Regions from separate parts of the Homo sapiens genome. Here region 1 is linked to region 2. A link is an interaction called in ENCODE POLR2A ChIA-PET data of the cell type or tissue named here. Cell type or tissue: MCF 10A. All regions are shown on one strand. Each heading gives the region's core, and the rest is flanking DNA. Links, peaks and the distances in the headings are about the cores only.

The links. Peaks named below come from ENCODE experiments on the same cell type or tissue, not always from the same donor. Only the 100,000 strongest peaks of a DNase experiment are listed, where the experiment ranks them.
Region 1: POLR2A ChIA-PET joins it to region 2 with 5 read pairs; 1 of 35 experiments calls an interaction of 5 or more read pairs at or near these places.

Annotation. Positions count from the first base shown.
Region 1 is chr1:213,932,177-213,936,573 of GRCh38, forward strand. All of the region lies in intron 2 of PROX1-AS1 (PROX1 antisense RNA 1), which reads right to left. Among named protein-coding and RNA genes, the nearest start is that of LINC00538, 9.6 kb to the left of the region's middle. In MCF 10A, for the core only: no CTCF peak of the experiment used is centred there; a DNase peak (open chromatin) is centred at 2,675.
Region 2 is chr1:214,000,221-214,004,617 of GRCh38, forward strand. All of the region lies in intron 2 of PROX1 (prospero homeobox 1), which reads left to right. Among named protein-coding and RNA genes, the nearest start is that of PROX1, 14 kb to the left of the region's middle. RefSeq lists an enhancer at 2,286-2,580. In MCF 10A, for the core only: no CTCF peak of the experiment used is centred there; a DNase peak (open chromatin) is centred at 2,491.

The sequences.
Region 1 (4,397 bases), core at 331-4,330, 68 kb before region 2:
TTGACAGATAAATTCTGAGTGTTTTTATAGCTTAGATCTTCAGAGGAGATTTGGCAGGCCCTTAGTATTTAAGGGCTTATGCCATTAAAATTACACGACCACATGTCTGTTTTGAACTTGTCTCTAATAAATGTGGAAATGTAAGCAAAAATTCTCATGTATACAAAGGGCACATCTCATAAAATAACAAGCCTTATTATTGAGTAATCAAAGTGATCAATTTGTTGGAAGAAAATACTCTTTGAAGGCACGTATAATTTTTGGCACTGTTCATCTTGGGATTTTTTTCCCTCATAGCATTGCCAACTAAAAACCCAAGCACAGTTTGTGCTTCAGATGCTTCCACCCATCTCTACCAGCTGAACTCACCCTACCTAAGGTACAAAGCATTTGCTCAGTGAAGCTTCCCATGCTCAGCTCCCACAGAGGCCAGACTTGCAACCCCCTTCCACTGATTTTTTTTTTAAATTTTCTTGAACATATTCCTATTCTCAGAGTCCATCTGTTAAGTTTTTTAATCGGTGGCATATCTGGGACCCCAGGCCATGCAAAATTCCACAAAGTACCCTTCTTTGTCCATTGTAGAATGAAGTGATCTCTATCTCCTCTCTGCAAAAGAGAGCTGTTTGGGGGAGCTCCTGATCCTTGGAAAGAGAAAATGCAGATGGCAGAAAGAGACCATCCTCCTTCTTTGGATCTTTGCTTGGTTTCTATAGTACTGCCTTTTCCATAGGGCAGACTAGAATGACACAAGTAATGTAACATCAATGAACAACTGAGCAACAGCGTGTGGATACTTCATGAAAGTTTAAAAGAGTTAGCTCAAGTGGGGACTACATGTAAATTCAGTGTTTGTAGAGTCATGGCATTTTCTAAGAAAATTCTAGGAAAGAAGTCATACGACCACACTCTTCACCTTTTCCTCAGCAACTTCAAGCAGCTTGCTTTGTGCCCCTTTCATTTCCAAGCAACTAGGTCTATCGGGGCCCGGTGGGGGCAGTGGCTCTGTTTTTGCTACTACTGCGAAAGCAAAGGCATCTTCCGTCACCTTTGCCTCCTATAGAGAAGAGCCTGGTTCTCATGTTTTCCCCCATCTCAATAGCTCAGGGCTTTGCTAATCTTGCTGAACACTTCAGTTTTTAGATGGTATATCAATGAGGCATTCAAACAGAGCAGTTTATACACAAAAATTCTGTCTGCTTTGTAAAAGATTATCCTTTTATAAACACTCTGCAGAAAACATAAAAGCAAATAAGGGGCAGCACATAGAACAGGAAAGATGTTAGCAGGGAGATTAATACTGAATGGGTCGAAATGAATGGCGCTTACTAAAACGAGGTCCAGATACTTTGGCTGCAGTGAAACATAAATAATGGGAATGACACATCGTTTATTCGGGATAATGAGTTGATCCAGAGTAGAGGCCTAGGACAAGAGATTAAAGATTAAATATCCATCTCCTGATGAATATCAGTAGCCAACTTTAACCTTTTCCTTCCAAAAGTACAATTTTACTTGAACCATTCTATGTGCTTATGCCACAGTACAGAAATAGGATCCTCAGAAAACAACAAATGCCACTTGAATCATTTTCTTACCCTGGTGGAAAATATTGTCTCACGTTTTATGATAGGAAGGGGAATTTTATTTCTAGGCTATAAACCTCTAGATAGTGATTTTTAAAAATAGATTCCTCCCCCCACCCCATATTCTGCATTTGAGAAATCTTGTTTAGGGACTCTTCTCGCATCTCCTCATTAACATCCATTCAACAATAAAGTTTTTCAAAAGAAAAACAAAAGTGAGACTGGCACAACCCAACACAGATTTCACATCACCAGTGAGCTCTATAGAATGATAAAACGAGACAAGCATTCAAAATCTTCTCATCCAAACTCGTCATCCCATCGGTGAGGAAACTGAGGCCCGTGGCCAGGATGTGTCCCAGCCAGAGTCCCACAGCTAGTTAGAAACGGAGCTGGGACTAGTACCCGAGGCCTTCTGGCTTCAGGCCCCGACTCTTCCCACTGCACCCTGCTGCCTCTTTATCCCCTCAAGTTGGAAATAATGACCAAAGCAGCTTGCTGGAAGAGCCAGCACCCCACATGCTAAATTAAAGCCCTGAATTCATGAAAAACTTAGACTATTGGAAGCACTGAATACATAAGAGCTGGAAACGGAAAAGGGGGATGGGAGAAGCTGGAGCAGCAGGGAAAAATAGAAGAAGAGGATGCAAAAGGAACAGACAGCAATCACAGATGCCCGCGATGCCAGACCACAGGCCCCGCCACCTGGGTGTGATTTTAGAGCAGTCTATTGGTGGCCCTTCCCTCTCAAGGGGCGAGAAGACCCATGGCAAGAAGGAATTTTGTCATTTGCCCATTTCTTGGAACTAAGTAGCTGCCCACTGTCAACAAGCCAAGACCAAGAGAGTGGTCTGTGGCTCGTAGATACCAGTGGAGTGGGAGAACAACAAGATTCAAATGTGGCGTTAAAAAATAAAAGAAAGAAAAAACAAACAGAAAAACCCAGGCTACCAACCAGGCAGGAGCAGGAAACCATCACAGGTTAATTCCACAGCCACTCACCTACAGAGAGCAAGGTCAGAATTTGGCTGGCATCCCGTGTGATATCAGTTTGGTGGTTTCAGTCTATGCTCCAGGGAACATTTGTCTCGGTGCCAAACCAACAAGCATGCATGGTTGGCAGGCTGTCCACTGGAGGCCAGGGATGAGGAGCTGTGGAAGTGTATCTATTTTCACTTTGCAAGTATTTGCATGCCAACACCTCGGCCATTGTGGCTCTTTGGAGAAAGAGGGGAATTTATGCTAGAGAGCGAGGCTGTGTTCAGACAACTTACTCCACATTGGGGTGCTGGAGCTAGCAGTTCCATTCCCTCTATCCTCTTGCTTTGGTGAGTATTCTGAAGTTTATCACTTTGTCAGAGGTGAAAATAATTGAGCTACTTCCTAGATAAGAAAGGTATTACTGGGACCACCTGCCAGACCTTCTTAGCAGGTGAGAATTCTTTTTGTGGTTGCCATGTGTATCACAGATTTCCACTTAGATGGGGTAATCAAGAGAAAAAAAGACAAGATATTCACAAGATGTGCAAGTGCCATTTAGGAAAAGGAAGGATGTGTTCAGTAGAAAGCATTTAAGAGGGGTTCTGAAAGGAGGCCAGCATTCATTCAGATCTTTATTTGAGCAGTGAGCATGCTCAACCATAAAGACCCAGAAAGAAACACCACCACCTAGCCTCCCTATATTAAAAGAGTTCCCAAAGGGAGTACCCACTAGTAAGCAGATACACTAATATTTTTTCCAAGAGAGATGAAAAAATTTGATGCAAGTAATTATGGAAACAAGAAGAGAGTAGCTATGGGTGGAAAAGAGAAGAAGGTGGTAGAAGGACTTCCCAAAAGAAGCATCATGCTTTCATTGAATCATTTCATGATGTCCAGCCCTAGTTGAGGTGATGGTTAGCAGCAAAGAGCAGCAAACAACATGGTGCTGTGCTAGGGATGATGTCAGGTTAGAGTCAGAAGGATGATGCTATGTAGACCTTGAACCTATCTGCAAAGAACTTCCAGTTCAACACTCTCGGTACTTAGAAACACAACCCACATTTCCCAGGTGTCACCAATATTCCCTTGTGGATGGGGTCTGTTAGTAGATCTGACCATGGAAAGACTGTAGTCTACAAAGAGAGGTAATTGCATCTTTACTTCTCCAGAGAAAATTTAGTGATTTGAAAAAGCAAAGATGGCTGCCCTCAAATTAATCCCTGATGGACCAATGGTAAGTTGAGCTTGGGAATTTCTCCCAACCTGACATTTAAAAATGTCTATCTACTAGCAAGTAGCTATTGAGGCTTTATAGAAACTCCCTAAATTGCCTCTTTTCCCTCCTATTATCAAATTCTCAGCAAATTACATGATCATTTTCATAGCTTCCAAATGACGTGTCTATATGGTTGTGAGACCAAATTTGTCCTTAAGACCAAAGCTACTGATAACCATTAGGGATCCTGATAGATATTGATAGGCCAAATCCCCATTTTGTTCCAAATATGTTCACTGAAAAAAAAAACCTCAATATTTTCATAGATAAGTGAGAAGAGTGGGAAAGAAGACATCCTCTTTTATGACTAAGACAAGTAGTGAATGCTGGAGGTCCTAGGTCTCAGGTATACTTTCCTAATTCTGGGCCTGCTTCTAGGTGGTTTTTGCTCAGACTGAAGCTATCTTTTTTTTTTTTTTTTAGCAAATTTACTAGTTTTCCTTACTGCATGCTCTACAGACCTTCACTTCCAATTCTAGAGCAGAATTGGAACATGCTTGTGTGAAGTCAGCTAAGTGTGTTCTCTATTGATTTGTTAGCATATTCTTCACAAC
Region 2 (4,397 bases), core at 167-4,166:
AACCAGATCATTATAATTATGGCTGTGCTTTTTGTTTTTAGTCTTCTAGGAAAAAAATCTTTTAGATTGCTTTAAGTGTTGGCTATGTTCATTGTCTCAACCTCTCCAAATCCCCGGAGGAATTTTGAGGATTTGAATTGAAATAAGTTCCTTTTATTTTGATACATATCAAAGGCTTTAAAGAAAATATAGTTGCTTCTTCTTCAGAGGCATGACTTCTCCTTTCTTCTATCAACATAACTTTCTGTCGAGCGGTGATTCTGTTGGGAAACACCCGTGTTCATGTGAAATGTTAGTTGCTCACACTCAGAATTGTTTCTTTCATATAGCTAAATAATGTCGGCCTCTCGTGGCAATTAGTGATTACATTTTCCACCTTTTGGCCTTCTATGCTCCTATTCTTTTCCCCCCTCTACTATTAATACATTGCACTTTTAACCATTTATCTCATTGGTATATTATTTCTCAGGAAGAGTAAGATAGGCAAACAACCTTTTCTATAGTTCCCACAATTCTGAAACCAGTGAGGATCTGTTGGTTTGTAGAGAGATTGGGCCCACTTTTCTCCTGTCTCTACCTCTGTATGGCAGTGTGTTCTTCCCTTGATTTAACTGTTAGTGTGTAGGCAAAATTCTCAAGCTTTTACTTTGAAGAAATATCTGGGAATCACAGTGAGTGATGTCTTACTTCAATTTTAGGGATACGGGGCCATATATGATCCGGTTGTACAGTTATTCCTCGAAAAGATCAATAGAAATGGGCAGAAATGTAATGAAATGGTACAACTGTGATTGCTATTATTATGTTTTAATTTTTCGTTCATGGCTTTCCAAACTGTTATATATAATTTAATTTTTCAGGAAAAATTATCTCCCACTCCAAAAGGTACCATCTGTTTTTTGAACAAAGTAGCTAAGATAAGAACTATTAAGAACACCAGCTTATCAGGTCAACCCATTCTACATTCACCACATTAAACATATATGTTCTGTAGGATAGAACACACTACCTCATTATCCCATCTAGTAGAAGGGAAATAGTGAATGTGTATGCAAGTTAAACTGAATTTCAGTGCACCTGCTCCAAGGGCTCATGTCTTGGATTTTAAAAATATGTTCAGTATCTTTGCAAATGAATCTGTTTAATCAAATATTAAGTTTTATTCAAATTCCAAAAGAAACAGTCAGCCAATTGCTTTTCTTCATGATGTTCCTTGTCATTCATCCTCTTTGCATCTCAAGAAAAATAGCCTAGTTTAGGCCCCAAACATTTGCATGCACCCAGTTAAAGCACAAGAGGAGTAGTATAAGCCGTTAAGACGTGCAGGTGAAGAAATTGAGCCTGTTCTCTGAAACAGCCGGCTTTTTCTACTCAACTTTTAGGGAGAATGTTAGAAAGACTTGAAGTTTAGAAAGGAAAATGGTTTAGTAATTTGAAATTAAAATCCAACCAGGAACCATAGATTAGAAATGAATTTCTGAAATTTGAAACCATCCACAGAAATTGATCTTATACATTTTTAGAAGTCTTGTGGAGGCTATAGTACTTATATTAGCTAGAGCAAAACATGTAGATTAAAGACTAAAAGACTTTGGGCTCCTACACTACCCCCCTCCCCTGAAAAAAATTATAAAGTAAGTAAATTAAAAAAAAAAAATCCCTACACTACACAGCCCTCCGATTATGGTGAACTTCCTAGTGGGAGTTACGACTTGCTCTATCACTGTCATTATGTGAGAGAGTTTAGATCTTTTCTCCCCATTTTAGTTTCTAGGGGGAAAACCTCTTAGAAACTTAGCAAATTAGGGAATAAGGCAGAACTAAAATTCTTTAGGTTTCAAATGTTTTGGAAAATGTAAGTAGTCTCAACCCATTTGCTGGGAACTGCAGCACGTACAATCTCTAGCTACAATCCAGAGTTTAGCTGGAAAAAAAGAATTTTCTTCCTCCGCTTTCACAGCTTATTATTCTCCCATTTGCCTTTTTGCTGCCTCCGCTGCTCCTCCCGTGGCTGCTGTTTAGGTAAGGTTATATTGTACTTGGTAAACAGACAACACTTAGGTTCTCAGGTTGTTTGAACACTGCTTTACGTTCAGCTGCAGTACCCTGCTTCTCTGATCTTTTATATTCCCGAGCAGATGTCTTTCATTAATTTATGGATTTATCATCTTTTCTTTTTTTTTTCTTTTTTCTTTTTTTTTTTTTTTTACACCTGGCAGCTGTCTCAAGTTTCAACAGTTATTGTCTATTTTGCATTACACATAGAATTGAATGTCATCTGTCTTCACAAAGCTATGGCTAAGAGAATTGAGGCACAGCCACATGAGCTGCTGGGACAGATCTTGTTTGCGTTCCATCCCCCCTCACCCCACTCCCCTTTACCTCCTTAATATTTATTTGTGCTCATTTTCTTTCCTGGCCTTGAATGGAGCTTAGCTCGTGTTCAGTACAGCTGTATGTTTACTGAATCTATTCCATCATGAGTCATTGTGCGTGTGTAAGTATCCTGGAAACAGCTAGTGCTTTCTTGGAAGAACAGTTGCTTTTCAGCACAAGCACTTAAAAGGGAAATTAACCAATTGGTCAGTTCAGATTTATTTTGAGGAGAAAAAAAGGATTATCTAACTGTTGCCTTTTAAATGTTTCATTAGTTATTTTTAATAGTTTATTAGAAACATATATTTTATGGGAATTTTATCTTAATTACACAATAAGCAAGAGATAAAGATTAATTCTGTGTTCCATTTCAACTGATCAGTTCCAAGTATTACCAACAGGAAACATTTTAAAGCAAAAATGAACTTGAGAAATCCAAATCAGAATAATTTTTTGTTAGATAAAAAGCCTCTAAATACTGATCAAAATAAAATGGATATTTTACTTTTTTTAGATAAAAAGAACAAAAACATCTTAGCATAAATTAGATGTATTAAAAGCTTCAGGAAGTTTTGGTAGCTCAGTGCCCATCTAAGAAACACAGAAAAACACTTTGTATTTTGTATGACACCAAATTTTAAAAGATTTGTGACTTCCAATTAAATGCATGACGTTGTCTTAATGTAGCCATCTGAAAGAAAAGATTAGAACCCAGATCTGAGAGTGTCTGTCAAAGTTTGGACTTGCCTAAAACTCTTATCACAAGGCAGTCGCAGACAGCTTGCAACTATTATTTCACTTATCCATTTGGACAGATGGTCCTGAAGTGTGCTGGGCTCCTTTAGTCTTCTGTATCAGTCTAATGGAGGTTACTGGAGGGCCTTTCAGCCCTCTCCTTGGCACAAGAAGTATGTCAGTCATAAATTATCGTCTTTGTAATCATTAAGGATCTCAAACAAAAACACAAGTTCAGTTAAGCTGCTTTGGCTTACAGATATAAAATCAAAATTTCTTTCTTTAGTGTTTATTTTCAGTTTAACAAAAAATAAAAAAATAAAAAACCTGCACTACTTAACTTTTCTATTTACAGACCAAGGTGATCTTTTTAAAATTGCATGGGATATTAAAGGGAATGTTAATTGAACAAATTCTCAGCAGAATATTTGGTTAAACACCCTGTTATAAGTAGTCAAGAGCTTATCCATATTAATTTGATTATGCTTCTCTAGTAACTTTCTGGTTTCCCTCCATTCTTAAGATTAGTCACGCTAGACTTGATGAAGGTCATTTGGAAAATTTTACCTTTCCTAAATATCTGTGTTTATTTGACATTTCTGCCTAAGGGGTGAAATTTTTGTTGGGTAGTTGTGTGAGTGTGTTTGTGTGTGTGTTTGCACACACAAGCACACTTTCTTTTCTTTTTTTTCTTATTTTTCTTAGACACTCTTCTAAAAGAAAATCCTTAGAGAAGCTTCTAGGAAGGGCCCTTAATTGACCTTGTGGGGGACCACATTGATTTTCTCCACGTGCATCTTCATTTCTGATAAATTATAAAGCCATTAATTTGCTGAGGAAATGGCAGGGCCAGGCTGCGGCACAGATGTGACCAGAGCCATCCCAGCTCTGAGTCTGCTGAGGAGTGCCAAGAATCTGGGGGAGAATCAGGAAGCCTGGATTGTTATGGTTAGCCTCACATTCTCTTGGGAACTGTTTTAGTTGCTGCTGTTTACAGATCTAAAAGGTAATGATGTTTCCAGATAAATAGGCCTTCTTATTTTGGGTAAGTGGCCATTTATTGATCTGCTAACCCACATGTATTGATTTGTTAGCCCCAACTACTGCGTCACTCTCAAAGGAGTTAACTATAAATCCAAGACAGGCAAATTGTATTTGGTTTTGGACCATTGCTTTCACAAAAGCAACAGCCCCCTCCCTGTCCTCTCCATGCCAAAACTACTCTTCCCAAGTTTTAGCTATTATTTAAAAGGAAAAACAATTAAAAGGATATAATAAGATAAAAA